Linked DNA regions of Mus musculus: all the other regions are linked to region 3. Evidence: chromatin loops called from intact Hi-C (ENCODE). Cell type or tissue: heart. All regions are shown on one strand. Each heading gives the region's core, and the rest is flanking DNA. Links, peaks and the distances in the headings are about the cores only.

Region 1 (6,056 bases), core at 308-5,307, 160 kb after region 3:
AATTAATTGAATGAATAAATGAATGAATGAATGAATGAATGAATGAATGAACCAGTGAGTTATAGGGTTGAATCTGTGGCCTTTTTCATTTAATGTATACATTAAACGAGGCAGGCATTTTTATGTCTGTCCTATCAGGGAGGAAACGCAAAACCCAGAGACTAAATGCTTAAGGGTAACCTGCTTCCAGGTATTTTCCTCTGAGTCTCTGCTTTCTTTCGCTCAACCCTGAAAGAGTCTGGATAGAAGGGTGCGTAGAGCATTAGGTGCCTTCCCATACATAATGCTAAAGAGCCAGCTTGCATATCCGACTCACCAGTGAACCAGGCACTGCAGTAAGCATTTCCTTCTTAGGGATGGCAGCAGTGTTTTTCCTCCACCTCCCTCATTCTCTCCCTTTTCCTCAGCAGAAACATTCACAGGTTAGCACAGGTTAGCACACAAAGCTATAGCCCCGAGTCTCCCGGATGTTAGGTGTGGCCACACAACCCAGTTCTGATGGATAATCTGTAAGCATCATGCTCACAAACTTTCTCTGAACTTTCTTCATTCTATTCTTGTCCCTGGAGCAGGGAACGATTTGCTCAGTCTTCTTTTGTGAAAGGGTTCTTTCTACAAATTCTTAGAATGCTTCCCTGTCTGTGTTCACAAGCCCCTATGGCTTCTCAGCCAACGTCAGTAGTACCTTCCTCTCCCAAGACTTCCAGCATCCTTGACTGACAGCGTCAATATTTGTGGTACTTTTTCTTACAATATTAACAGGCTAAGATGTCACTGGGGCTGGACTTTTGTGGGACAGGAATGGTTGGTATGATCTGAAAGTAAGGTGTCCCTTTGTTTCTTTCCCATGGGTGCTCTTCAATTGTGTGTAGCTAGTCTCACCCAATGCAGAATTTCATCACGAGTCTTCAACAAGGGAGTCAGCACATTCCATCCCACTTACAGTATTTGTGGGGCCTGAGGGGGGGACAGCAAATGGCCTATGAGGCGTATGACTAATATTTAAAGTTGATAAGTATTCTAATTTCAATTCTGTTGCTGTGGTACAAGACCTTATCCAAAAGCAAGTGAGAGATGAAAGGGCTTTCTGGCTTATAACACCAGGTTACAGCCCAACATTCTGGGAAAGGCAAGACAAGAACTGAAGCAGTCCCCGCATGTCCATAGTCAAGCGTCAAGAGAAGATGAATTCACCTTTGCCTACTTGCTCTCATCTGGCTCTCTTTTGTAGGGAATGGTGCATCCCACAGCTGGCTGGGTTTTCCCGATTAACAATTAGGACAATCATCTACAGACAAGTCCACAGGTCAATCTGATCTAGTCAGTTCCCGGGTTGATGCTCTCAGGCGATTCTACACTGAGACAAGATGACACTGAAAATGAACTACCACCATGACTAGAGTTAGCAAACATTTAAATACAATATTTGCATCCCTTCTTTGATGACTACAGCTCATAAGGACACATCCAGACTGTAGCAGCATGGCAATGGCCAGCGTGGTCTTTACTCTTAATTCCCATTCTTCCCTAGTTCTCAGTTACTCTCCTCTCTCCATTCTTCACTCTGCACCCCTGCAGATTCCAGTGTTCTTCTCCCTAGTACTTGACCTTCTCATCAACCCCCAAGAGGGAATGGGGCAGGATCGCCACCCATATCCTGTAGATGGAGAAGTTGCCATTTAAGGTCTCATAAGTTTCCCATAGTTTCAGATTTTCAAGATTCAGTACAATTCCTTCCTAATGGGGACTCTGCCAGCAGATGGCCCACTTAATCCACATTTACATTACATTAACATCCACATTATTTACAGCTGCTTCCATAGACACCACACACCCCACACACACACACACACACACACACACACACACACACCACACATGCACATGCACGCGAGCATGCACGCGCGCGCACGCACGCACGCGCGCACACACACACACACACACACACACACACACTCCTTCTTGGGATGCTTCAGTACGTCCTCTGCTTTATGATTCTGGTCTTTTGCACAGGCTCACACCTCTATTTTGCCAGACTCCTCTTTCTCGAAGTCCATAGTACTTATAGGTGCTATCTGCTCTCTTGTTTTCCTTAGCAGCAACCCCACCTGGCTGGGCTGGGTGCCCCTCCTCCACAGGTGAGCACATCATACCCTCTACCTTATGGTACTGCCCTGCCTTGTAATTATACGTTATGATCTGTCCTCTGCCTCTAAACATCCAGTCTGTGAGCTGTTTCTCAATAGTCACTGCATATGACAGCACCCTGTGACAGGGCACAGGACTTTGCTTCCTATATGTTGGCCAGGTATGGAGATGTCTCCCTTGTCCCTGCATCCAGATCTTCCTTGTGACCCTTTATTGCCACCTACTGGCAAACTGTTGCAATAACTCACAAATCTACATCTTTTATTATATGGGTCATTGTGTGGTTGTCCAACCTATAGGACTGACAGCCTTGGACTTGATTCCAACCCAGAACCAAGAACGCTCTGCACTGTATGCCACCCAAGAAGCTCCTGCCTCAAAGACGCCACACCTTCCCAGGAGTCTTTGGAATGTTTCCTGCTGGGGCTGGCAGGCTGTCTCAGGCTGAGGTGAGGGTCAGGCGGTCCATCCCTCTATCTGGCTGAGAGTCAGAAGTCTGTCTCCTGATGGGCCACACAGACTGCTGCCTTCTTGCCGGGGAGCGGGGGTTGGGAGTGGGGACAGTGGTGGAAGGGTGGGCTAATTCAGCCTGGAGCTGCCTCAGAACAGCTCTGTGTGGCAGAGAGAAGGGGAAGGATGGCCTAGAATTCTAGATGCCTTGGGGGTGGAGCCCACTGTCTCTGCTGTTGACTGGCTGTTTGACCTCAGGTTAAAACAGATGGATCCACGTTGTCCAATGGCTTTGCCTTCGACCAGCAGTCTCAGCCCAGTGCCCTAATATGTCCATTTTCATAGCTCCTTGAATAACGCTGCCAATCAAACAGATCCATGGTCCTGACCCTCCAAGGGGTGGGAACACTAGATTCCAGGAGGGTTCTGTCTCTGTGGGTGGCCTCATACTTTACTGACACATTAAAGGCAGCAGGAAGGAGAATATTACAAGCTAGGGCCACCCGGGGTGGGAAGTCTCTAGTTTGGGGCCCCGGGATGTGGTGGCATGTGACAAAGATTTATGAGAAGTGGGTACTGCTTTCCTTTCCTGCCACTGCCAGGGAATGAGGACATATGGGATCTACCTGTGTCAAAGCAGAGATCCTGGACAGATCCACCTGACTGTGGAGCTAGTGAGGCGAGGTAGCATCTCTTACTTGATCCCAGAGGATTCTGCCAGCCCCGCCAGCCAGTTGGGATCCTCTTCCCACCTCCCTGAGTCCTGGAATGCAGCAGGGGCAGCACGCTCACTCATTCAGGAGAGTCCCGAGGGTTTAAACTCTGGTTCTCACACTTGCACAGCAAGCCCTGCCCGTAGCCCTGGGAAGGCATCGTTGCATGATTTAACCTGCAGTGATGGACTTATCTGCTCTGTGCAGAACCTTCAGGCTCCCAGGAATCAACCATGAAGATCACACAGGGTTTACTCCCTCCTAGGAGGGAGTGGCACACAGATGGACGATAACCATCAGTGAAGCAGCGTAGAGATCCAGCTCGGACCAAAAGGTGCACTCTGCCCAGTCTTGGATGGGAAGCAGGATGAGAGGCATGTGTGGTACTGATGAGGTGGCCCAGCTAGTCCACCAGCTAATCAGCTCATCCAATATTTGTGCCTATTCTTTGTCAGGGCCTAAGACTTCAAAGGTGTGGTGGTGGTGGTGGTGGTGGTGGTGGTGGTGGTGGTGGTGGTGTGTGTGTGTGTGTGTGTGTGTGTGTGTGTGTGTGTGTAGACATGCAGAGGAAGACCTGGTTTGGGCGTGGGGCAGGATTTCTGATACCTCCTGACCTGCTGTAGATATCTTGGGGCCACTCCATGCCTCCTCCTCTGAATAATGGGGATGTAAAAGGTTAATTCTGAAGGTGTTGAGAGGGCTTACACTAGGACCCAGATGCAAAGGCACCCAGGAGGCTGCCAAGAATGTACCAGTGGGCTACTGATGGGAGGTGTCTGAGTGCGGCTTCGCATTGCTGGAAGAAGAAGCAGAAGGGCCTTCTGGCTGTAGAGGCAGACCCAGGTCCTGTCTAGCTCTGCCATTTATAACCTAATGCTGCCTCAAGCCAACCCCACCACCACAGTCCAAGTTCTCTCATTGGTAAAATATTAGGAGAAAAATGACTACATCTGCCATCTGGGTATGGACTCCTGAACAATGCTCCTGGCACACAGCAGGTATTCGGCTACCATTCAGCTCATCCCTTCTGGTTTGTTTTCTGCATGGAGAAGGCTGAGAAGATTTATTATCTATTTACCCATACAAAGATTCACTATCCATCCAATAAACGACTTATCTATCTATCCATCCATCTAACTCATTCACCCATACATCCACTTGCCCGACTATTTATCCATCCATCCATCCATCCATCCATCCATCCATCCATCCATCCATCCACCCATCCATCCATCCATCCTTCTTCCTTCTTCTCCTTACTTTGTGGTAAGCATTATGTTGGTCTAAAATATCCCAGTCAAAGCAGAAAGGTTTTTGCATCATACCGGAAGACAGTCCTTGAGGAAGACAGAGATCCACTAGCTACCTTAACATCTCTGTCTTGTATCACAAGCCCCCAGCTGGTAGGTCTTGTGGGATCCATAGCCTCATTTTGACAGAATGAATTATAAACTTACTTTTGTGTGGGACAGGGGGTGTGGTGTATGCTAACACGAATATGGGTATGTGCAGGTGTATGCGTACACGTGGAAGCCAGAGGAGACATCAGGCACTCTTCTCTATTTGTCCCTAAGACCACCTCTCTCTGAGCCTAGAGTGAGGCAGGCAGCCAGGAAGCCCCAGTAATTCTCCTTTCTCTTTCCAAGCGCTGGAGTCTCAGGGTTGTATGTGTGTGTGTAGGACAGCATGCTGAGCTTTTTATGTGGGTGCTGAGAATCCAAACTCAGATCTTCATGCTTGTGGAGCAAGCCCTCTTAGCTGCGGAGTCATTCACACCACGACCCCCACCCTTGCCCCACACCCCCCTCCCCCACATACACACCTTTCACATTTAAAATACAGAATTCATTTTAGAAGTCTGGCTTCCCTTGAACATTAGAAACTTGGAAACATCTGGCCTGTATTCCCAAACGGCAGAAGCTGGCTGAGTGTCCTGCAGCTGCTGCCTTTAGAGGGAACATTTGCCTGTCACAGCCAGCACCATCCCTCCGGTTCCCAGTCATCTCCCTGCAGCTGAAGCCAAATGGCTAATGTCATTTGCCATGGAGCCTAAGTGGCTGTTTTCCTGACCACAGGGAAGTGTTTTCTTCCCACCTGCACTTGTCCCTATCCACGTGCCCCCAAACTGGCTGATGTGTCTTCTACAGATAGCCTTATTAAGCCTGTTCTTCACATGGTAATTAACTTCTCAAAGATCTCCAGAAAGCCCAGCAGAAGAGTGGACAGGAATTCTTGTCCCTTTTCCTGCCATGGAAGATGATTCCCTCTTGCCAGGGAACACATTAGAGACAGGCTTCTACAGGCCTTGGGGAGAGAGACATTATGTAATGAGGCTGGCATCTGCCCAGAGACATGCCTTTCCAGGGGCAGGTTGTAAGCAGTGGGGTAAAGTCTGGGGGGGGGGGGGCTCTGAAGTCTCTATAGCCCAAGTAGAAGCAGGTCTGTGAGGGACTCTATAGAAAGGTCACTGGGAGGACCTGGACGAGAAAGCCAGTCTGTGGAGGGTGAGGCTATGGGATTCCTCAGAGAAGAACGAGGCAAGGGTATGAGACAGGCAAGACAAAGGCAAGAGAAGAAGAACCAATGCTTCCATTTAGAGCCTCCTCTAAGGGCTTCTAGAGTAACATCATCTAGGGTCAGAGCCCTTCATTACTGTCACAAATGAGTAGCCAAACCAAACTCAGAATCTTCTAACTAATGGGAAACTCACCCCTTCCCCCAACACCACTTGATCTCTGCCACCGA
Region 2 (6,056 bases), core at 330-5,329, 270 kb before region 3:
GGTGCTGACAATTAAATCCACAGCATAGCAAGAAGCATAGCAAGTCCCCTTGGCCCCTGAGACAATGCTAAGGCCCTACAGGTGTTCCCTGGGGCTAATTACATTTGATGTTAATTCCATTCTCCCGTGAGGGGCTGCGAACAAGGAATGAGTCAGCACTCTGGTGATTTCCTGTAAACCTTCTTCCCACCTTAATTTATAAAATAAAGGCTAGAGCCAGCGATTGGGCAGAGTAAGAGGGGAAGGTGGGGCTGAAGGTTTTGGGAGAGAAAGAGAGGAGGAGGAAAAAGGAAAGTGGAGCAGAAGAAGCACTTGGCTTGGAGAAACCAAAAGTTCTAAGTGGTCTCTTCTATGGAAAAGATGGTAGTGTAGCGGTAGATCTGCCCAGTCTTGGCGCACAGCATGTATTCATATTAATTGAGTTGTGTTTTCATTGCCAGGGCATATTTGGGTTGGAGATTTACCACAACAGTTCCCCCGCCAACCCTTTTTATAAGTCATATATATACTTCAGATTAGAGCATGGCCCTAGTAGTGCACATCTGTCAAATTCATGGCTTCTTCTCAAATTTTGAACACCTTCCTTACACTTCTGGGGAAATTCTAATAAGCTCCTAAAAAGGAGTCAGATTCTGATTTTCAGTTTCTTTTGCAGTGAGGACTCAGGTATGGGGCCCAAACTTCCTTAGTCAGATTGCACCCCATATAGACCCTTGATTGGGAAGTAAGGTGAGAAAACAGAATCTTTTGGAAGCTTGTCATTTTGTTGGTGCAGGACAGAGCAAAACCCACAAGGAATCTGAGGGTAGCAGAGACAGGGTCAGTCACTCCCCAGTCCTCCCTAGCAGTGGTGACAGCAATTTCCCGCAGACCCAACTTTGATATATTCCTAATCAGGACACGTCTTCAGTGTGGTTATAAGTTTTCTCCAGTCCTTCCTAGAATCTGCTGGGCCATATATCATCCCTTTAATTCACCCCTTCCTGGGTAGTTGCCCAGAGTCAATTTCCACTGTTTAGAACTAAAGACCGTGATATTGGAGACCCCCTCACAACTTTCCAGTGGCTTCTCATGTATTCTAGAATGTGTCTCAAACTTTTTGCCCAGCTCAAGAATATCCTCTTTCATAAAGATTGGTTTTCTATTACAACCAGTCTCAAACCAATCTGATTTATTTATCAGTATTCATGCTTTTGGTTTGATATTCTTATACTAAAATGTTGGCTTGTAGCAAAAAAAAAAAGATGGAAATAAATATGTAACTTCTGAGGCTATGTTGTAAAAGACTTCACAGTTTCTGTCTTGGTAATGCTTGGGTCGCTTACTCTCAGGGAATCCAATTATCATGTTATGTGGACATTCAAGTAGATTTCTGGAAAAAAAAAATCTGTGAAAAACTGGGGCCAATCGTTTGATGATATGTGTAGTCAAGTCTTCAGGCAGCTCTGGCAAGAGACCCTGAGACAGAATTACCTAACCACCCTGTACCCAAGTTCCCAATCTACAGAATTTGTGGGTCGACAAATGTTTATTGATGTGGGTTAGTAAGCTTTGGAGGACAATTGATATGCAGCAAAAGATTTTACTAAGACACTGTGTAACAACTAAAAGCTGCTTTAAATTTTGTGGTAACATGAAGGGGCTAAAGGAGTTGGCTTCAGCTTCAAGTTCCTAAGGGCAGCGCCAAGGAAGAAAGGAAGTAAATGCTGTTAATCCCACAGGAAAAAAAAAAATCAGTCCCACAGATTCGAGGAGAAAGACCATCAACCCCAAACCATCATGGCCAAATTAATTAATCAAGCTTTTCTTGGTATGTATACATGGGCTGGACATAGGTAAGGTAAGATTGTAATAGTTCAGGAGTAGGGGGTTTCCAGATGAGGATTTGGCAGGCAAATAGGCATGTATTACCGAAGCAGAACATAAGCATACCAAGTTGGTCATAACAGCCTCTTGAAACAAAGACATGGTTGCAAGGTGGTTACAACAGGGTCACCATAATAACCTTTTAAAATAAAGGCATGGGGCAGTACAGAGCCATTTGTAGCTAAGGTTACAGGTGGGACATAGCCCAATCCTTGAGAAACCTAGTTTGTCTTTACTATAAGATGGCTTTTACGCCTGAGATGGAGGCAGTCTGGTTTATCAAGATTTATCGTGAGAAGTGAAGAGCTATACTGTTGTGGCCTTCAAATCCATTGGGAGAAACCAAAGACTTAGGCTCAATTCAAATTTATATTAAAATGAGTTTATGCTTACTGCTAGCAGAAGGAAGGCAGCTTTAGAGCCCAAACAGCATTCCATAGGGAAGGGGGACTAAGGATAAGATGGGGTTTTAAATTGGACATCAGAAAGGTGTATATTACAACTTACCACGAAATACAAGCTGGGCAGGAAAACTGTTTTACTTTCCTCAGTTGTTTCTCACCTTCCCGCTATATAGTAATTAAAAGATCATTTCATCCCTTTCCCATAGCGATAGTGAGTTTTAAAGAAGCAAAGGCAGCAGTTACTATCCTCACAGCCATTATCCTATTCTTATCTCACCTGCAGGTCTCTAGTACCTCCCAGGCATCCAACAGCCCTTAAGGGATCCCTGGCTCCACATTAACTTTCTTTAGTCATCACAGGGGACCTGTGTACATTATTTCTCAGGCAGGTCTGAGCACTCTAATGACAGGGATAGAGCAGTTCATTTCTGGGCACGGAAACCAGTGACATCAGGTTAGGGCCGTCTGTCATGTCTCCACACTGTTGGCAGCATTCCTTCCAGAGCTAAAGATCCTGCTTGCTGGGAGGGAAGGAACAAACTCGCTCACCCCAGCAGAAGCAGAAGCAGAAGCGTAGAGACTCAAGTGCGCCCAAGCAAACCCAGCGCCTGCGCCGTGCGCGCCTCGCCTCCAGGTGGCGATGTCGCGCGCCGAGCCAGCGATAGGGAAGCGCAGGCGCTCGGCCCTCCGCTCGAGCGGAAGGCTCTAGGGGGCGTAGTCGACCGAGCGGCGAGCGCTGGGGATTCCTCGGGAGCGCAGGCCCGGAGCTCCTTGCTTTCGGTTTCTTCCCGGGGCCGACCGAAGCTTGCGGTCCGACTCTCGCCATGAAGCTGCGCGTGCGGCTTCAGAAGCGGACCCAGCCGCTCGAGGTGCCGGAGTCGGAGCCAACGCTCGGGCAGCTGCGCGCGCACCTCAGCCAGGTCCTGCTGCCCACGTTGGGGTTCAGGTGAGCCGCGTCGCTGTCGTGGGGCTCGGGGGATGGCGCGCTTCGAGCGGTCACGTGAGGCCCGGGCCTCCCGGGTGTAGCTGCACTGGGCGCCTGTGACTGTGACGCTCGGCAGCTGGGTGCTGGCCGGGGTCCGGCTCCGAGAGACCATGGCCCAGCCTCCCCCGGGTGCCGCTGTCCTCCCCGGTGAGTAGTCACTTCCGGGGTTTCGGTCGCTGCGGCCCCGAGGGCGGGAAGGGAACTCGGGAAGCTTGGCTTGCGTTAAATCTCCCGGTGTTAACTTGAGTTTACCTCTGCGGTTGGGATAGTTCAGTGGTTAAATCGGAAAAGCATCGTGCTCAAGGTGACAAAAGTCTTGACACCTTAGGTCACTGTAATTTGTGCCACTGCCCAAGGCTACAGTAACTTTAAAAACAGCTGAGCGTGCAAGTGGCAGACTGCACCTAACTGTAACTTTCTCACTTTCTCACTGTAAGGGTTCAGGAAGTACGCCTGTCAGCGGGCATTCTCTGGGTGAGAATGTTGCTTTTTTTTCACGAATAGAGGCATGACCCTAGAGAGCTTACAGTTTCATGGCAAGTTGAAAAAGGATTAGGTTCTATTACTAATTTATGGGGTTCTATTACTAATTTTTGCAGATGAAGCGTCTGTGTTTCTGCAGAAGATAGTTTCAGGACATAGAGAGATAACTGTATGGACGACCCACTTCAAGTGCTGAGCTAGAAATTTGAACTAGTGAAGAAAAAAAAAATTAAAAAGATGGGCTCTGGGGCTTCTAAAGGGAAAAATTTTCAAAGAAAAACGTTTCCCATTAATTGGCATTTTAAATAAGCCTTTTCACTTTATTTGTAGGGAGTTAAGCAAAGTGAGACCCTGAATAGATTTTTTCACCCTTCCTCCCTGCTCCCATCCCCCCATTAAGTGAGCCTGAGCTACACCTTTATTCTAGCGCTCTGGAGGAAGAGGCAGGGTTCAAGGTCAGCCTGGTCTACATAGCAAGTTCCAGACCAGCCAGTGTTACATTGTGAGACCCTGTCTAATAAGATAATAATGTTAGCCAAACCATTAAAAAAAGAGCATTTTTTCATATTAAAAGAAAATATGTTGCTGTATTATATATAATATATATTTCCATATAATGGTGACCTACCCACATGTTACTTATTGGTGTAAAACCAAGTGTTTTCAATGTTGATAACAGTTATCTCTCCTCACACTTTGAGAATTCAATTTTTAAGGTATTTACAAGTAGTCTTACTTCTCAGTTAAGCAGGGCAGTTTTGAAAGGGTTGGAAACCCAAGAGCTCTGTTTCTCTTGCATGCTGTTTTCACAGTTGCAGTTGGTTAGGTGGATGGAATTTAAGCCTCAGCTTGTGAAAGTAAACTCATTTCTCTGAAATTTTGTTCATTTAGGGAACAGAAGAGAAGCTTTAAAATGTGTTCATGTGACACATTTGTTATTCTTAAAGAGTATTTTCTAGTAAGCAGATCAAAGATTGCATATATGTATATATGCAAGCTTCTGGAATTGTATTATTTTTGGTAAAATCACCTGACCCCCCAAAATGACAGAAAATAGGGCCTTGGAAAACACTTCAGAAAAGTGGGAGGGAAAACTGGCATTTCTGTTAAACAGACCGCTCCTTATCCCATCTACAGAACGAATTGTTTGCTTGGGGAGTCCCCTTTCTGCCAAGGTTGACATGGTGTGTCCCTGGGCCCCTGGCAGGTTTTCAGCTTGTTGTTGACCAGAACATTTTGCAAGCATCAGAGCATCTTATTTCCTGAGGAGTAGGAATAGTTTTAACTCCAGTAATGTCTCTTTAATGGATGTGTCTTAAGAAAAATGAATGGGGTTGGGGGTTGGCGGGTTGGCTGAGGCGTTTGATGCACCAGCCTGACACTGGAGTTTGAAGCCCCAGCACGATGGAAAGCTGGAAGCAAAGCTGTGGGTTAAACTGGTTGATGTGTTAAGTTTAAGAAGCTCCTCATGGTCAGAGATGATGAGTACTGCAAAGTCTGTGCTTTAGAATTGGTGAAGTGTAGGTTACTGATTCGCCTCCCTGCCTACTAAAGCTCCAGTTACAAGTCTATGACCCAGGCTTTTGATGAGAACAAGTAATTTTGTCTCCTGCTTTTTCTTTCTTTCTTTCTTTTTAAAATATTATATAGAGCTTTTGGGAACATAGCATGTACTTTAATGTATTCCAAATGTATTATTTGGAATATTGGTAGGTAGCTCTTACTATGCTCATCCATCTTTCTTGGCAGTTCTGATACCCGATTTGCAATTACATTGAACAACAAGGATGCCCTCACTGGAGATGAAGAGACCTTGGCTTCATATGGGATTGTTTCTGGGGACTTGATATGTTTGGTTCTTGAAGATGACATGCCGGCACCTAACTTACCTTCATCTACAGATACAGAGCATTCCTCACTCCAGGATAATGACCAACCTTCTTTGGCTGCCACCCCAAGTCAGACTAACATCCCAGATGAACAAGGGACTGATTCATCCCAAGGACAGGCCACCCCATTTGATGCCTGGACTGATGACAGTATGGTGGGTATTGTAGATGAAGAGATGGGATAGAGTAATTGATAAGGTATATTGATTCTTCAGAGGAATTCTACACCAGTCAGCATGACTAGCATCAGTAAACTGTAGACTGTGCCCTTTGTGAACATTTTTGGTTTGATTTGGATTGGTTTGTCAAGACAGGATTTCTCTGTAGTACTGGCTATTCTCTGCTGCTCACTCTGTAGACCAGGCTGGCCTAAAACTCAGAGATTGGCCTGCCTCTGCCTCCCAAGTACTGGGATTTAAGGTGTGCCCA
Region 3 (6,056 bases), core at 759-5,758:
ACACATACTTTCTCTCACGTAAAATGTCTATTATTTAGGGTTGGAAGACTGAGGGAGACGTCAAAGCACAAACCCTTTGTAGAAGTTTATAACTAGTACTGCCTCATGTCTACACATACTTTGTGAATGGCCTCTTGGGCAATTTTTTGTCATCAAGGATATCTTCACAGACATTGCTCTTAAACACAAGGCCCACTGGCCAAGTTCAAAGATCTGTCTATCTATCTATCTATCTATCTATCTATCTATCTATCTATCTATCTGGCAAGAACGGGTTGTACTAGAAGCTTCAGTTTCATAAGGTTTGTTCTATCAAAAGTACCTGAAAACAATAGACTAGTAGAAAAACCAATGAATTGCAATCTTTCTGGGGCCAAAAAAAAAAAAAAAAAAAAAAAAAAGAGTCTAGGGGAAGATGAAGGCATGACTAATCTTAAACAAAGAATTGAGAAGACCAAAGAGACCACAGTAGGTGTTGTGAGCTCAGCCATCATCACCATCCAGCGAGACTGGCTTTTGACAGTGGACACAGCTTCCATCAGAAAGAAAATTCAAAGGCAGCTGAGATGACTTACAGAGTAAACGTGCTTGACACAAAGCCTGACAACCTGAGTTTGACATCCAGAACCCATGTGTTGGAAAGAGAGACCCAACTCTCACCAGTCCTCTGACCACCACTCAGGCACACAGGTATACACACGCAATCAATTTTTAAAACATGTAGTTGAGAAGAGAAAATTTCAAGGTGTTTTCCCTAGAAGTTCCTCTTGGGATGTCCTCAATCCATGTTCTAATTTCACACCCACCAACTCAAAGTGTTCTGGTGAGGAGGTATAGGACTCTTCCACTATCAGAATATAATAAGGTATGCCATGAACATGTGTTGCCTGCCTACTTCTTAATCATTTGTCTCACAGAAGCAAGGACAGTGGCACTGTGGCTGGCTGGCTGGCTTGCTGGCTTGCTGGCCCTTTTGAGTTGGGTGTACCCATGAGACTGTTCACCTCTGGGAATCTCTCTGAGAACTCAAGTTCAATGAGTTAGGTCCTAGAGCCTCTCATGGTGGATTAGCAATGGGGATATTGACATACACTGGATCTTTCCCCCCCAGTTCATTGTTTAGTCTCTTTCTTCAGTATTTTCTAAGTGTCTACTGTGTGCAGGTACTGCACTGGCACACAGAGAAGCACCCAGGTTTGCTTGGGTCTACAGACATTTAGACCACTAGGGGCGCAGAGCATAAGAGGTGCCCAGATGGACAGCTGAAAGGGAATGTTCTCTGAAGGGAGTCAGAGAACATTCCAAAGCTGGTGGTCCTAATTGATTCCTGGCAGATGGGAGTGGAGGAGGGAGGGCAGGGGGCATAAAATGGGGCAAGATGGGACTGAGGTAACAGAGGTTTAGGTGGCACTAAGGGTGGGTCTGCTGCTGGGTAATAGTCACGTGATGTTCTATAGGAGTGGTGTCACCTCCAGTTGCAGCTCAGGGTGCTGTTGAGAAGAGGCAGATCAGAGAGGATCTTGTACATCTTCGGAGTTTAAGACTTTGTTCAGAGAGCCACAGAATATGAATAGATCTGTGAGACGACGATGGGCAGCAAGAGAAGAGCCGGACAGAGAAGGAGAAAAGGACTGGGGCCGCAGGGCCAGTTATGGCGCTGTTGGCACGGTCTGGGGAGATTCTCCAGGTTGGATTCAGGGTGGGAAAGACTTGTAGAGATGTCCAGTTCAAGGCTCTCTAGGACACGGTGGCAGGTGATGTCATCGGAGGGAATGAGTAAAATGCTGGAAGCGACAGGAGGAAGAAGACAGTGATTTCAGGGCAGGTGAAGTCTGCTTATGTCATAGGACTTGCAAGTAAGACTGTCACAGGAGGATGGACAGGGACGGTCAGGAAGCCAGCGGGGACACTGTGGCCTTGTGCATCTTATTTCAGTGCACACAGCACACTAGTCAGTCAAGGCCAGGAGAGAAGCTGGGATCAGGCAAGGTGAGAGCAGAGGCTAAAGGGGAAAAAAGCAAGGATCCAAGCCCAGAAACCTGAATTGCTGGAGGTCTGCCACTGAGGCTGAAGGTACCTGTCAGGAGCTAGAAAGTGACAGGCCGGAGGCAGAGGAACTTCCACAGCCAGGTATCAAGGAGGCGGCGATGCCCTTTGGACAGTGCAGCACAGGACAAGCCAGTTCCAGTTGTGTCAGGCTTCACCAAGGCAGGCTCAAAGCACCTTTGCAGAAACATGATCCCCAGCCCAGTGTGGTGGGCAGGAGCCTGACCACAAGTCCACCCTCTTCTTTCCCTGAGCCCCAGCAGGGCTGGTTGGCCAAGACAACCCTGTGTGGAGCTGAGTCTGATACCTTCAGAAAAGCCACAGCAGGGGCCGGGGTGGGGGTGGGGGCGAGGGTGGGGGTGGGGCTAAGTCCTCATTGTTAAAGGCAAAGTGCAGTAACCCCAGAGGCATAAGGAACACATTAAACTAGGCTTGTGGGGGAAGTTTTGGTCCCTGCACTTCATATTATCCTTTGCAGAAATAATTGACTGCCTGAACATACAGCCATTAAAAGAAAACCAAGAATTGGAATATTTAACTCGACTTCCCATTTCCCACCACCCCAGAAAACACAGAACACAAAATGTCTCTACCACACACATGTGTTTTCTGGCTTAAAATTCCTGGGAATAGCTGTCTATGGAAAGAAATACTAAAACCCCAGCATTCACGTGAACACAGGCAGAGACCTTACAGAGGGGTCTTCGCTTCCCTGGCAGGGCTGGGGGTGGGGGAGATGGGGGAGAGACGCCCTACGAAGATTTTACTGCCATGAAATTGGTTCCAGATGGAAGCCAGGAAAGGTGTTTACTCTCTGCTGGTACCAGGCACAGAGTGAACCTTAAGCTCCCACCTTCTTAGGCTCCTAAATGCCCCGTGTTGGGCAGCGACTCTGCTGAGGGTCTGGCTAGGGCTCCTGGTGATGGGCGGACCAGGCTGTCCGTTGCTTGGAAAAGGCTATTTTGAATATAATGACTTTCACATGTACTGTGGGTTTGGGGAGAAGCGCTGTGGTTAGGGTCTAGAGCGGGAAGGGAGGGAAGCCGAGGTACTTCCTTATGTGACAGTAGTCCTGACCTAGGCTTGTCAGCACCTTCTCCGGGTTGAACTTCCAGAGCCCCACTTGGAACAGTGGGACTCTGCCATCTTATGCTGTGTTCTCAGACCTCCATGTGGCCCCCAAATTAGTGATTCACAAGTGTGTCGCTTCCCAAATGAGCCTCTCTCCCTGACTGACATGCAGCCGGTCCAGGGGTGGAGGAGCTCAGGCAGCTGCAGACCCAGACGGGATGTTGACTGAGAACTTTGTGGCCGTCAGACGGGAAGGGATCGTTTCACCCACTCAAGGCACCCGCACCCCGTTGTCTGGCGTGGATATGTCCCTTTCTGGGCCTGCGAGACCAGCAGGCTGAAGGCTCAGGGAATTGGTGTTTTCTGGCTTACGGCGCCCCCTAGCCTTAGCCAGAGGGATAGGCTCGGTGAGTCCCTCTGAGGAGCTGCTGCCTGTCAAGCTCAACTTTGAGCCTCGGGACTAGTGTGGACTTCTGGGTCCCTGCAGCCATTAGTGAACTGAATCTTGCTGCCAATGCTCTATCCTCAATGGGCTTACACTTCAGGAAGAGAAACAGGTAGATGAGCAACCATATCAGAGTCAGCTACACGCAAAAAAGAACCCAACTAAGGTGCTGTGGGGAATCCGCTTGAAGGGGATGGAAAAGGGTCAAGCTAAGGAGGTAATATCTAAATTGAGACTGGAACGGTGTGCAAGGGTCCACTAAGTTTTGAACACAAAAGACACAGCTCTGGACCCTTTAATGCTTCCAATCCAAAAGAGAACAGAAAGATGGACTGGTAACACCAAGAGGCTCCACCAGAAACAAGACCCCAAGTCTCTCCTGTACCTTTATCAACACAGTCTGCACAGCCGTCTTTTATTTTAAGCCTGTGTCTAGGAAGACAGAGTAGTGTGGGAGTGTAGGAAATGCTGAGAGTGAGGTGGGTGGGCATGCTGGTTTGAGGTCAAACCTGCTCACACAGTGAGTTTTATCTTCCTTCACGTCCATTCACCTCAACTTTGAGAATTTCCCATGGAGTAGTAGACTTACTATTATTGTTGTTATTATTATCAACACCAAGGGACATCTTGCAGGGAATCATAAAGTCTAATCTTTTATCCAATAAACATGGAAACTGATGCATGAAGTGACTTGTCCACTGGATTGGAAGTATGACTGACTGTTCAGCAGCCATGTCTATCACAGGTCTCAGGTGTGGATATGTTTCCTTTCCATCCTAGCCTGCTTTTCCTCTCCAGAAAGGAGGTATTCACACATCTATTTGTAAAACGTGCTTGGCATGTTTTCAAAAGGTATCATGTAATAAGGTAGAAAGGGAAACAGGCAGTAACCTCTGAGTTACACAAAACTATACAACGCTGGTCAGCTCAGAGGATCTGTTAGTGTAGACAAGAACCCTTAGGCAGTACAGATAGCTCTCCACAGGCCAGCTATGGGACTTGGAAATACATTTATTCCATGCCCTGGCCTGGAAGACAGCCCTGTGGATGTGATGCAGATAGAAGCTAAGGAATCAGGGTTCACAACATGAACTTGGCTCTGCCTCCAGCTGAGTGTGGGACACTGGGTAAATTCTTTCTTCTGAACATTATTTTTCTCATGTTGAATATGAAGTTCAACAGTCTCGGAGCAACTTTGTATCTTCTTCAGATGCCTGAGAAAATACCCCCTACAGGTCTACCCTCTGAATTTTGATACATAGGAAGTGAACATGCTCTTAACGTCTCTAGAAAAGTTCCAACAGAGGGACTAGGTGAGCCAGTTAGGTTTGAGGACAAGCCAGGTGTTGGTTGAAGCCTCTTCAGCTCGCCCAGTGTCATAAATTTGTCATTGTTCTCAGCCACCAGAAGAGATAAGCAAAGCTGGTATCCCCATTCTTACCCAAGCTCCAGGCCCATTCAATCTTGCTCACTAAATAGACTAGCAGAAGCAATCCTTACACACTATTAGCCCAGTGAACAACCTAATGTCCAGATGGGTGGCTTCAAGGCACACCTGCTGGAAGGACCTACATGAGGACTCAGGGAGCCCCGTCATCTTGTTCCTAGGATCATGACTACGCTGACCTTGCAGAGGTGAGCAGAGACGAGCAGTTCAGCTTAGGCAGAAGAGAAAACTCCTGACCAGAATGCTGTAGGTATCTCCTGAGGCCCTCAAATTCTGAGTGAGTCCGTGCTGAAGAATCAAGGGAGAAACAAATCCAAATCAGCAGCTTTCAGGATGGAAAATAATCAGAAGACACCCAGGCTTTGCTAAGGAAGTAGCCCCCAGAACAAGACACACTTCAGACGTCCTCTCTTAGGACATCTGCTCTGTGACACGTAGCGCAAAGTAGCTGCCTGGCGATTGTCTTGCATTCCAGAAAGGCTTTCTCTTGGAGGAAAAACAAAGGGCACTTTGGACAAAATGGTCTTGCAATAGGAAAGCAGAGAAGAGAGGCCTCTAGCCTGTAAGATGTTAAACCAAAGGGATTTGTCTGTAAACCCTTCTAAAGTCTTCCACATGACTGGCACGGTGCAAGGTTCAGTGAATCTCTCAGATTCCACCAAGTATGTCCTCATTCAACCTAGTTCCTCAGAGTGGCCCCATTAGTGCCCATGGCTCGGGCCTCAAGTGACTGACTGCCGGCTACTATCTACACTCAAGTTTCTTGGGACTTTCCTATGGCTAAAAAAGCAATGCTGCAAATAGCTGATACTCGGCCTCAGCGTGTCAGGAAAGGAAACCATATAACTATATTCCTGGAGCCGGGGCTAGAAGAGTAGTGAGAAGGCCAGAGCACCCTGAAACAGAATTAAGGAGGGGAGGGGCTTCAGAGCTGAGTGGGGCTAAGACAGAAAGATGTGGGAGCTAAGATCTCTTCTGTATAGCTGTAATACTTGGGTGGAGGCTTCTTGGAAGCATTTGGGAGGCTGAGGCAGGGGCATCGAGAGT
Region 4 (6,056 bases), core at 393-5,392, 110 kb before region 3:
TCACCTCAAATCCTCTTCTTGGAGGGGAATAAGGTATTAATGTATGCAGTTGGAAGGGACACAGCATCTTGTCTGAAACAGCTTAATGTATCCTGGTTCACACTCATCTCTGCATCAGATGGGTCTTCTACCCTGCTGTGCACGATGCTCTGAGGGTCTGACTTGGGGGGAATGGTGCTTGTTTTTACTTCTTATCTGCCATGTAGGTGGTGGCACATGCCACATTCCCTACTTCAATGTATCTTCAGTGGAGTGGAGACTACTACACAGCAAAGGCTGGCCCAAGGCAGAGTGGTGCAGAATTCAGAGGAACAGTTTAAGCATCTGGCTTCTTCCTGGAACAGAGAAGACCCTGCCCTCCCCACCCAGTGCCAGGATTGTATCTTATGTATTTTGACTCTCCTATAATGCCTTGTGGTGAGCACGTGGTCCTCACAATGCTTGATGAGTAGATAAAAGGTGAATTGCTTGTTAAAGTCCCTGAGAAGGACTTGGGGACAGTGAAGAAAATGTGAAAGAGGAGGGAGAAAAAAAACAGGAAAGGGGTAGGAGCTGAGAAGGGACCTTTCCATTTTTATTGCAAAGAGGATCTGGGGAGACAGAATAAGGGGAGAGCTTGGAAAGAGGGGGAATAAGGGTAGCAGGGGTCAGGCTGGGGACAAAGGGCTCTGGGTGGCCTGGCTGATGTGACTTCCCTGAACTCTGGGTGGCTGAGTGGGTGAGGAATGGAGCTGTCAGCACCTGGGAAGCCTCGGGACTCCCAGGTAGAGTGAGTTTGTAGAGTGGGAGAGCATGTCTTACAGGGTGGTTGCCTGGCCAAGGCTATGGCATGTATCCAGCGAGTCAGAAGCTGAGCAGTGAATATCTCTTCTAGAGTTGCGAAGTACCCACCTCTCATGTTTGCCAGGCTTTTGCAAGTTATGCATTCTAACTGTAAAGTTGCCAACTGGAGGCATCCCACCACCAGCAGTCACTATTGCTCCCTTTGATGGACTAGGAATTCAGGGTGCCATTGAGAGAGGGGCGTGATATATACTCCTCCATTGGCTAAGAAGGAAACGAGGTCTAGATCTTGAAGAATGATCTTCAAGAATGAGTCCCATCTGAGGAGAAAGTCAAGGGGGACATAGGACACGAGCAAAGGAACATGGTTCATGTGGTCACAAGCACAGGAATCCCTGCTAACACGTGGCAAACAGCTTACTTGCTGGGTGCTGCTCAGAGGGCCTTGCATGCTGAACTCCATCAATTCTCACAGCAACATAGTCTGCCTGTGCTTTAGGGATCTCTTTTCTTTTCTTTTCTTTTCTTTTCTTTTCTTTTCTTTTCTTTTCTTTTCTTTTCTTTTCTTTTCTTTCTTTCTTTTTTTTTCTTCTTCGAGACAGGGTTTCTCTGTATAGCCCTGGCTGTCCTGGAACTCACTTTGTAGACCAGGCTGGCCTTGAACTCAGAAATCCGCCTGCCTCTGCCTCCCAAGTGCTGGGATCAAAGGCGTGCGCCACCATGCCCAGCTTGGGGATCTTCTTCTTATGGGTGAGGAAATGCAGGCTCTGGGAGTTCAGGGGAATAAGGAGCGGTAGGCTAGGGATGGGAGCTCACACAGGGCAGGCATTCATATGGTCCTGGCCGGGCAGGGGTGGGGGTGGGAGGGCAAGGCAAGAAGGGCTGAAGCCTATGTGGAAAGAGTTGGAATGGAGCAATGGAAGGGAAGATATTCAGATCCCAACTGGCAAGCAAGAGGGAGCCCCTGAGGGTCTGAGAAGGAGAGTGGTAGGAAGGGCAGTGAGTCTTAGCAGAAAGCTCTCACAGCCTGTAACCTCAGGCAAAGGCCTGATTCCTGGGCTGCCTTGCTATGCTCCTTATGTAAGCACTGTCTGACCCTGCCAGGCAATGCAGAGAGAGTCAGTTGACATGCCCACCTGTCCTGGTTCTGTGATGAGCTGGGTGACCCAGGGCAAGTCACCTTACCAGGGATGAGCCAGATAAACAAACAGCTGTTCTAGACAGTATAGACAACATCTAAAGCAAGTATATAGCAAGTATAGCAAATCTGTGCTCTTTCTAGAACCTTCCTTATAAGGGTCTGCTTCATTCACCAGTTCAATGATGATTCTTACAGCAAGGGCAATTAGGGGTTAGGGATCTTAAGACAAGATTAAGATGTGGTACCTCCTCGAAACTAGCTGCTTCTCAAAGCCACCTTAAGGGGAGACTGCAGCCAGTTGAAGGCAGATCAAGGCTTCTTAGAAGTTTCTCTTTTTACCTGTTACCTGTAACTCCAAGCCAATGAGCAGGCAAACCATTACCAGGTTCTGATTAGTACTGCTTGCAGGTCACCCCATCTCTAGAACAGTAGCAGGCAACTGGACCTGGGTCAGTATGGCCACCAGGTGGCGGTCTCCAGAACTTACTCAACCTGCAGAGGTTGCTGGGAAAGTGCCCTCTGTTGTCATGGAGGAGAGCTGCCACTTAACAACTTAATGTGGTGAGTCTCATCTTCAAGCAAAACAAAGAGCTTAGGGAAAGCACATAGGAGTTAGTGTAGGAGGAGGGACGTCTGGGCAAAGGAAAATGACATGACATGACATGTTGCCTCATTCAATGCAACAGAACTTTCTGGATTTCCTTCCCTGGACTCTCCCCAGCCCCAGGTCTGCATTTATGATTCTCCTGGAACACCTCCTCATAACATATGCCATGCTCAATTTACATCATATGCTTGCTTGTATCTCTTACAACTGGGATCACATCCATTTCCTCTTGGAAACACTGGTGCCGACACAGGATCTGCCCAGAGAAGGGATTAAAGTTCTTTGTTGAGTGAATGAAACTTACTCTATAGACAAATTTAAAACAGATTTGCTTGGACACCAATGCCCTGGTGAGAAAATTCGAGACCATATATACCCTCATCCTTAGCCTTGGGAATTGCATGGGAGAGATGCAGCTCAGGGTTCCCTAATGTGACCCACTGAAAGATGGACTGGCATTGAATTCACATCCAACTCTGCCCCAAAGATGTTTATCTTACTTTTATCACACAGAGTAGCAAGGCAGAAAAGAAAGTGAATCTGGGCTCAGCTGAGTCTGAAACCCATCGGAGGAATGCATAGTGTCTATCTATTTTGTGTTTTACTTCACTCCCATCTCTAATAATGGAGAGGCCTGAGTTTTAGAGTCTGACTGTTGGGGTAATCAGGCTCGGTCTGCTTGTCTATCATCTTTACTCTCTTGTGCTGCCGGAACCTCCACCTTCCTGCTGGAACTCTGGTAGGGAGGAAAGGCAGCATAGCTGCCCAGAGGCCCAACTTCCTTGCAATCCAGTCCAGCTGAAGCCAGCCCAGGGACAAGCTCAGAGTCCCTCTTGAAGGAAATGATTCAGAAACCACGGTGGCCTGGCAGCCACTGTAATTCATAGTACATCAATAGGGGAATTATGTGTAGGGCTGAGAACACCAAAGCGCTCATTTCTTTCCTTCATTCCCTCCTCTCTCTCTCTCTCTCTTTCTCTCCCTCTCCCCCCTCTCACTCTCTCCCTCCCTCTGCCTCCCTCTGCCTCCCTCTGCCTCTCTCTCTCTCTCTCTCTCTCTCTCTCTCTCTCTCTCTCTCTCTCTCTCTCTCTCTCCCCCTCCCTCCTCTTCCTCCTCTTCCTCCTCCCCCGCCTCTTCCTCCTGCTTTTGCCTTTGCCTTTCTCCTTTTGGCTGTAAATCAATTCCAAGGCAGCCCAGCACATGCTTCTCATTAATAGCTTGGGCACCACCTTGGAAGAGAAAACAAGACAGAGGAAGACTAGGATATAAAGAGACCCACCCTACAGAACGTGTGTACTAGTGTGTGTGTGTGTGTGTGTGTGTGTGTGTGTGTGCACCCTCGTGCATATGCGTGATTTTCATCACATTATGTCAACTCCAATATCTCCAATTTCCAGAAGGAATGGTCAAGGAGAAAGTTTAGATTTGGGATAGAAGTTTGAGCATGCCACTTCAATTACTTTTGTCTACTGACCGGTGAAGTGAGACCTAAAAGGGGGTGGAAGTGTCTGTCAGATGTCCAACTCAGGCACTTTGCATCTGGCTGCAGAGACTGCCATTTTAGACTTCAAATCATCACATTTTGGACAAAGCGTGATTTCTTTCCCCATGAGTTGTAAAAATAAGACTTTATGTCTAGTTTTATACCCACTGCCTGTTATTTTTTTTTCTTATTTTCAAGAGAAGGGAGGATAGTTCTGTATGAAGTCATGCATAGAGGAGGCACCTGCACAGACAAAATTGCTTTTGTCTCACGTGATTGGCTGTCTCGGTTGAGTGACATGGGTGTCTATTGGCTTCTGAGTACCTCGCTCTGTTTTTCCTTTCTATTCCTTATCTCCTGCATTTCTGTCTCCTACCTGGTGCTCTGTCCTTGGCCCCTTCTCTTCACACATCTGAGTTCATGGGTTCAAGAGGTACCAGTCAGTCCAAGGTTTCTACAACTCTTCTGTAGTCTGCTCACCTTCTCTGAGGGACAGATGTGGACACACCCCTGCACCAGCAGCATTTTCTTGGGGACCACAAATGGAATTTATCATTTGCCGTAAGGCTTGCTGATTACTTGGGTTTGTTGCTAAGCAGCCACACATTCAGTATAGTGAGGGTTTGAAACATCATAGAATTGCTGGAATCTTGAAGATCTGGAAGGGCCTGAGATGGCATAGTGCCATGACTAAGTTACTTAACTCTCTGATTTCTTCATCTGCAAAATGGAGACAGCAAAAAGAATCTATCTCTAAAGGCTCTCATCAAGAGCAAATAAGTAGATATAACACCATTAGGAGAGAGCCTGGCACACAGAACAGGCTCAGGTGATGCTGAGCCTTTTTCAAGATGCATCTTGGCACACCTGCTTGCCCCATACTTTCTCACCATTTCCCAAAGACAACAGTCAATTGGCCTCAGGATATTCCCCTGGCTTAGGATGCTCTCCATACATCTAGGAACAAATTCTTACTAAGTGCTGAGGTAGAGGCCAGCTATAGGTTCCCTTAGAAGGGGCTAGCGGCTCCCTTTTGGTTCTCGGGGAGCATTATGTTACTGCCAAGTGGCTGATAGAACTGCATCCCAGATCCCAGTCACCACTTCTCCAGCATCAGCATCAAAATCCACCTCTATACACTTGCTGAGAAGTCTGTGCTGGCTTGGACCATGGTGCTTTATTTTATCTGCTCATTCTTATTGGAAGAGCCCCCAATCTCTCTCTCCCCCTCCCCTTCCCTGCCCCTCCCCCCAATTCTGTGCGAGTGTGTGCTCGCACACACACATATGGTCTTTGGACAATCTTGGTTGTCATTCTTCAGGCACTTCCCACAGTTTATGTGAGGAAAGGTCTCTCACTGGCCAGGAACTTCTTCAAGTAAGCCCAGCTAGCTGACTAGCTAACTTCTAGGGATCCACCTATCTCTACTGCCCCGTCTCACCATTACTGGCTTACAAATTTATACCATGACACTTGGATTTGTATGTGGGATCTGGGAATTGAACTCCTGTCATCTTGCTTCCAAGGCAAGCACTTTGCCAACTGAGGAATATTTCTAGTGTGGAGGGCCTTCCTCCTTTGGGGGAACTTTCTCTTCTGAAAATACTTCCTGGGAGTCCAAGGCTAGGTTACTTGTACCTTCTTAATATCTCCAAAATGTCTTCCATGAGATTCTGTGGCATTCTGTCTTCACTGTTCCACTAGCTGTTCTCTCCATGGGACTCCAGGAGTTCTCTCACGACAGACACATTTTAGCCAGTGCTTAGAAATGACGAGCATAAGTGGACAGGAGAACTTCATGTTCCAAGAGCTCTCTCTCGATAGACTATGAGCTTCTTGAATGAATGAATCAAATGAGTGGGGTGGAAACTACCTCAGAAAAGTCTCAGTGGGCTAAGTGTCAGGCAGACTTGGCCTTATAGTAATATTCACTCTACAATGCGTCATGAGCACCATAACTTGTAGTGGGCACTGGCTCAGTAACTGAGCACAATGAGACTTACGATCTAGGGTGGAAGGTGAAATTGACCCTGGGGATGGGA
Region 5 (6,056 bases), core at 295-5,294, 330 kb before region 3:
ACAGCAACATGCACAGGCTACAGTACAGAGGAATTCTGGTTCTCATGCCTTTCTCGGGGTACTCTGAGAGCTTGCATTCCTACCTTAGCATCTCGTTGGCTGTTCTCTGGCAAAGACAGGCGGAATCTGAAAGGAAACAGGAGGAGGTTAAAGGAAGGTAGATTCATGGGGGTGGATAGATGGTTCAGCAGTTAAGAGTTAAGAACTGTTGTTGCTCTTGCAGAGGACCAGGGTTCGATTCCCCATCACCCACATGGTGAGTCAAAGCCATTTGTAACTTTAGTTCCAGGGGATCCAAAGAAGCCGGGCGTGGTGGTGCACGCCTTTAATCCCAGCACTTGGGAGGCAGAGACAGGTGGATTTCTGAGTTCGAGGCCAGCCTGGTCTCCAGAGTGAGTTCCAGGACAGTCAAAGGCTACACAGAGAAACCCTGTCTTGAAAAAAAAAAGGTGACGCACACATTTAATCCCAGCACTTGGGAGGCAGAGGCAGGCGGATCTTTAAATTCAAGGTCAGCCTGGTCTACAGAGTGAGTTCCAGGACAGCCAGGGCTACACAGAGAAACCCTGCCTCAAAAAAGAAAAACACAAAACAAAACAACAATAACAACAAAATAAGAAGAAGCAATACAACAAAAGTAGATTTATTTTAATTTTCAAAGTTAATTTTTTTAAAGATTAAAAACAAATCACTACTGAAAACTGTGCACGTAGCCAGGCATGACAGTGAACACTTCTAAACCCAGCACTCAGGAGCCCGAAGCAGGATTAGGAATTCTGTGTCAACCTGGGCTACCTAGCAAGCTAATACTACAAAAACAAACAAAAGATCCACAGTCGGGCTTGGAAGGTCATAGAGTCTACGGTGCTTCTTTCCCCCTTGTGATGTGCTCCTTAGGAAGCAGACTAGGACCAAGCGGGAGGCTTGGATCTGTCTTGTGGGTGACACTATCCCCGCCCCCCACTGTGCTCTGCCTATGTGTGAACCGTAACACTTGACAGTCTGGAAGGCAAAGCGTCATTGCACACTCTGCAGATCTGATGGCTTTCTCTAGGTCTCTGTTTTCTGAACCAAGAAATAGGTGTGTGTGTGTGTGTGTGTGTGTGTGTGTGTGTGTGTGTGAACTGACCGAGATAACGCACGTAAAAGGTGCGGCCTGGGTACCTACTGTATTCTACTGTACTGCGCAAGTGGGACTCATTGCCACGGTGAGCAGAAATGTCAAAGGCCAGCACATAACTTCCTTGCTATTCCCTGTCAAATAGCAAGATGGCAGAGGGTCTCTCTTCCAGTTCTCCTAAAGGCTCTTCCTAAGGTACAGGCCTCACATTTTTATCCACTAGTGAGGGTCATAGGAAGATCTTGCAATTAGTGGGGGGGGGGGGAGCCCTTCATTGTGCAGGCTAGAAAACTGCAGTCAAAAATGAACAAATGGTAAATGTAGGATAAGAACTCAGGACCTACCTCTCCACCTCGAGTCAAGGCTGGCTCTGAACTCCTCAGCCTCCTGAGTGCTGGGACTGCAGCCCTGTGCAGTACACCTGCCTAGAGCCCAGTTCTCCTGATGTCCAGACATTTCCCTGTTCCTTAGCTTTCGCTGGCTCACAACTGCTCAGGTCTGAGCCTCATTTCTATTTCCACTTTCTCCTGAATCTGCCCATCTCTACCTTGATCTTCTGCAGTCCATCTTCTGTGTCACACCCAGGGTAAACTGTGGTATGGATGTGTCTGATGAAGACACTCCCCTGACCAAAACTTTTTAATGCCTGCAGTAAAGTCTAAGCCACTTGCCTGGCACCAGAGACTTCCTTCTACCTTGGCACCCATTTGCCTCCTCCATATCAACTATAGATTTTTTTGCATCTTGAATTTTATATTCATTCGCCTGGAACTATGAAATGTGATGTTGTTTTATGCACCAAACCTCATTGAACTAAGGTTTAAAAAGGTATTGGCACCAAATACATATAAAAAATGCACACAGAAAAAAACAATACATATCCACCTAAAATAGCATTATAGCCCCTGGTCACTGCAGTTTAACCCTGTCCATGGTCAGAGGCATTTTCTGTTGGTTGCATTTGGATACATGTGATGTACTTTAGGCTGGAGTTCCCAAACGTCACCTGAGAGAGAGTTCCTTCCCTGACACATTTCATGATGTTTTGGATTCTCTGCTTCACTCAGGATGTTTTCTATTTTAGGACTGGGCCCCCTTTCTTTCCTTTTGATTGGCTAACCTTTACTTTTTACAATTCATCATAATTATTATTGTTCGTATTTATTATTAATGTGTGTGTGAGTGTGAGTGTGTGTGTGAGTGTGAGTGAGTGTGAGTGTGTGTGAGTGAGTGTGTGAGTGTGTGTGTGTGTGTGTGTGTGTTTGGAGGTTGGAAGTCAGCTTTTAGGAACTGGTTCTCTCCTTCCACCATGAGTCCCAGGGATTAAACTCACGTTGTCAGGCTCTCACCGAAAGCGCCTTTACCGGCTAAACCATATTGCCAGCCTGGTCAGTTCTTTTGAATATCTTCTCTGCTACCTCTTCTGAGAATCTTTCTGTGACTGCAGTTAAAACACAGATCTTCAGGGAGGCATCGAGTGATTATCAAGTACTATCGTGCTAGTAGAAATTAGGTTTGAGATAGTTTCCACCTCACAAGAAATACTGCAAACCTTAAGTGTGGCACAGAGCAGAGATGACGTCCCTGGCACTGATCTTGGAGGATCCTCGGGGCATTTAAAAAGGCTCTGTTGAGTACGTAGGAGGGAGGTGCCTCCCCTGAGCATGCAGTCTACTCTCCTGTGGAAATCATGTTGGAACACTGTTGTAAGGCTCCTTTCTTTCTCGACCTGTCTGCGTCTGCGTGTGCGGCCGCCTTGGGAGCACCTGCTATGAGAGCGCAGGCGTGGGAAGCACATGAACTATACTCTGCCTTTTTCCTAGGGCCACCTTAACCTCCTCTGGCATGCTCACAGCTTCCTTTCCTAGGGGATTCTTGTCTCTAGCTGCAGAGACACTGTGGTAGGACAAAACTACTGCCCTGGTTCTGAAAAAGACAATCCCAACTCAGACCACTAGGTGGCGCCCGACTCCAGTCTTCGAACTATCTTCTATTTGGCCATCAGCTGCTACTTGGAGCAAACTCCAACTGCTGGGGGACATAAAGTGACTGAGAAGGAATCGAGATCAAAGGGCCCTTCCGTGAAAACAATATTCTCTTTTGGGCTAGGGGTGAGACACAGTGACAAAGCCCACTTAGTATGTTTGTGACACAGGGGTCTATCTATCCCTTGCAACACAACACACACATGCAGGTGCACAGGGAATATAGTTCACTTAAAAAGTTTTAGAGAAAGTTTATTACCTGGGTTGGAAACCAGAGTAAACTCTTAAGCATAATGTGAGGCCGTTTGTGACCTGGATCTGTATGGTGAAATCGGTGTAACAAAAGCCAAGATGTAAGGTCAAGGGCAGGGGTCCTAATGAGGTCACTCCTCCAACCGAGTCCCAGGGGAGACAAGGAAAATCAGTCCTACTATTCAATGCCCTATGTCCTCCTGTTTCTGTTTCAGTCCTGATGGGTGAGATCTAGTCTTAGTGATTCTATTTCTAAGAGTGTATGTTGAGTACATATCTCAGAGTATCTCAGCTCTAAGCATGGCTTGCTTGGCCCATTAGGAAGATGTTTCTTGAGCACCTAGCACTCGTCAGTTCAGGGGAAGGTCCTAGAGGTGACTGTGGGAACAATCCGACCCAGCTAGAGTTCTCAGGGAGCCCCACAGCCTGGTGGGAAGTTGGGGAGCATTGTTGACAAATCCCAACAATTAAAGTTTAACTACAAATTGAGGTAAATGCTCTGGCAGGAAGAAAGGAGTCCTCAAGTCACATGACAGAGGCACTTGAGCTGGCTTCATAGATGTGGGGAAAGTTCCCAAAGACAGACTTTTTGAGCTGAAACAGGATGGACAGAGTTTAAACTAGAGGGAAACTAGAAGGGAGAGGGAAGGGGGGCTGGCAGAGGTCCTTGGAGGGAACAGAGCCCCAGAGAGGGCACAGGAAAATGGGGCTGGAGAGCCAGATGAGGCTGTCCACACTAGGTGACCCCACCATGTGGAATTTGATCTTCACTCTAGAAGGCTTTGAGGATGCAAGATGATGGGCTGCAGTATGTAGAGATGACTGACAGCCAAGAGCATCCTAAGCGCTCACTGGATACAAAGTAGCCTAGACGCTGCTGTGTTTTTTTTTTTTTGTTTTTGTTTTTTTTTTGTTTTGTTTTGTTTTTGTTGTTTTTTGTTTTTTGTTTTTTTGTTTTTTTGTAGAATTCTTAAACTGTGTGAAAAGGGGGAGAAGTCAGTGTGGGCTAGGACTTACTGATGTGTTTGTGCGGTGGGAAAGACAGACAGTCTGTGTGGTGGGGAAAGACAGTCTGTATGGTGGAGAAAGAGAGTCTTGGGCCAAAACAAGTTGTCCTTTGAGGAAAGCAGTCCATGTGCACCTCTAGAATGATACTTTGCACCCACTAATCACTTGTTCCTCCCCCAGACTAGGTAGGAATCATTGTCCTTCTCTCTGTTCTCTGGGACAAGGCACAAAATAGGTGCTCAAGAAATACTTACTGAATAGATACCCTCACATGCGCCCACACACAGACACATAGACACACACACACACACACACACACACACACACACACACGAGAGAGAGAGAGAGAGAGAGAGAGAGAGAGAGAGAGAGAGAGAGAGAGAGAGAGAGAGAGATGGGTAGGGAGTACTAGCTGGAATTGGGGGTCCCTTTAAGGTTTAAGGCATTCTAAAGCAAAGTTTTAGGAAGCTGGGGAAGCTGGCTTGGGGGTTTGGGAACTAGGAGCAACAGTTGAAGAGCTTCAATGCTAGACTGTGGTGCTCTCCCGAGGCGTTGGGCTTCCCCACTCTTCTCTGACCCCTTCTTCCCCTTTTTTGCCCGGCTTCTGCTTCTGGGCTGACCTTCTAGCCGAGATCAAACAGCTTGGCTCTCTCTTTTCCTCCTTGGGCAGCAGCTGAGATTTACAGCTTGCCTGTTCTAGGGTCTTTTTTTAAAACTCCAATACAATTGCCCTGGAACTTAAAACTAAACCAAACAAAACCAAAAACAAAACACAAAAAGATCCCCACCAGCTGTAGGTTTAACCTTCAGTTACACGTTTCTTCAGGGAGAAATACTAACAGGCAATGATTCCTCACTGCCTTAACCTTAGTACCTCCTGCAGCCTGGAAATTCTCCAGAGAAGGAGCCATTTAGAGTTTCTTCCTTTACCAGAGTCCAAAGCATCCTTACAACAGAAAATGCAGACTCGGTGTACCTGGACATGTGTTCCTAGTTCAGAAGGCTCATGTTGAGAAATATTTACCTGCCCAACTTCTGAGAAAAGTTAATAATGAGCCGTGTTTGTATTTTATGACTGTGTTACTTGGGAAGAGTTGTAGGGCGTGTATGTTTATGTATGTGTGTGTGTGTGTGTGTGTGTTGATCATGATAATAGGTAGGGAATTTGGGAATATCCAGAGTTTTCATCATACAAAAATGAAAAATTGTTTTGTTTTGTTTGTTTGTTTGTTTCGTTGGTTGGTTTTGGTTTTTTGAGACAGGGTTTCTCTGTATGGCCCTGGCTGTCCCAGAACTCACTCTGTGGATCAAGCTGGCCTCAAACTAGAAATCCACCTGCCTCTGCCTCCCGAGTGCTGGGATTAAAGGCATGCGCCACCACTGTCTGGCTTTTGTTTTGTTTTAAGTGAATCAACAATAATGTACATTTGATTACGTCAAGGGGCTTTTGTGTATGCACATACCCATTCTCACATGTGTGTGCATGTGTATGTGTATATATGTACACGTGCGCTCACATGTGAAGGTTAGAGGTCAAGGGTGGGTGTCTTCCTCAATCATTCTCTTCCTTATTTTTGGAGACAGAGTCTCTCAGTGACCCTGGAGCTCCCTGAGTTGGCTATGGAGAGAGTATCGTTTAACTTGCCCTGTGACTCTACAAAGTACCTACTATGTGCTAGCAATGCCTCCTA

The links. Peaks named below come from ENCODE experiments on the same cell type or tissue, not always from the same donor. Only the 100,000 strongest peaks of a DNase experiment are listed, where the experiment ranks them.
Region 1: it touches region 3 in a loop (4-fold over the local background); 27 of 42 quality-filtered maps call a loop at or near these places.
Region 2: it touches region 3 in a loop (8-fold over the local background); 8 of 42 quality-filtered maps call a loop at or near these places.
Region 4: it touches region 3 in a loop (6-fold over the local background); 20 of 42 quality-filtered maps call a loop at or near these places.
Region 5: a loop joins it to region 3, with 4 times the contacts of the local background. A loop is called at or near these places in 28 of 42 quality-filtered maps.

What each region holds. Positions count from the first base shown.
Region 1 is chr10:86,450,222-86,456,277 of GRCm38, forward strand. All of the region lies in intron 2 of Syn3 (synapsin III), which reads right to left. Among named protein-coding and RNA genes, the nearest start is that of Syn3, 46 kb to the right of the region's middle. In heart, for the core only: a CTCF peak has its summit at 2,369 (motif pointing left); a DNase peak (open chromatin) is centred at 5,270; H3K27me3 peaks cover 1,145 bases.
Region 2 is chr10:86,018,929-86,024,984 of GRCm38, forward strand. Fbxo7 (F-box protein 7) reads left to right here and starts at 3,001. Exons shown (of 9, transcript NM_153195.2): 1 at 3,001-3,216; 2 at 5,488-5,782. The coding sequence starts at 3,095. In heart, for the core only: a CTCF peak has its summit at 2,945 (motif pointing right); DNase peaks (open chromatin) are centred at 3,113 and 3,303; H3K4me3 peaks cover 1,809 bases; H3K27ac peaks cover 1,447 bases; H3K27me3 peaks cover 338 bases.
Region 3 is chr10:86,292,868-86,298,923 of GRCm38, forward strand. The region is part of intron 6 of Syn3 (synapsin III); the gene reads right to left. Among named protein-coding and RNA genes, the nearest start is that of Timp3, 4.5 kb to the right of the region's middle. RefSeq lists an enhancer at 1,360-4,550. In heart, for the core only: CTCF peaks have their summits at 1,189 and 3,507; a DNase peak (open chromatin) is centred at 3,524; H3K4me3 peaks cover 951 bases; H3K27ac peaks cover 1,545 bases; H3K27me3 peaks cover 898 bases.
Region 4 is chr10:86,179,978-86,186,033 of GRCm38, forward strand. The region is part of intron 6 of Syn3 (synapsin III); the gene reads right to left. Gm35636 (a long non-coding RNA gene) reads left to right here. Exons shown (of 8, transcript XR_003949028.1): 5 at 207-6,056. Among named protein-coding and RNA genes, the nearest start is that of Gm35636, 21 kb to the left of the region's middle. In heart, for the core only: a CTCF peak has its summit at 2,387 (motif pointing right); DNase peaks (open chromatin) are centred at 2,384 and 3,314.
Region 5 is chr10:85,965,140-85,971,195 of GRCm38, forward strand. Bpifc (BPI fold containing family C) reads right to left here. Exons shown (of 16, transcript NM_177772.4): 13 at 84-126. Among named protein-coding and RNA genes, the nearest start is that of Rtcb, 10 kb to the left of the region's middle. In heart, for the core only: a CTCF peak has its summit at 3,077 (motif pointing right); a DNase peak (open chromatin) is centred at 3,072; H3K27me3 peaks cover 1,026 bases.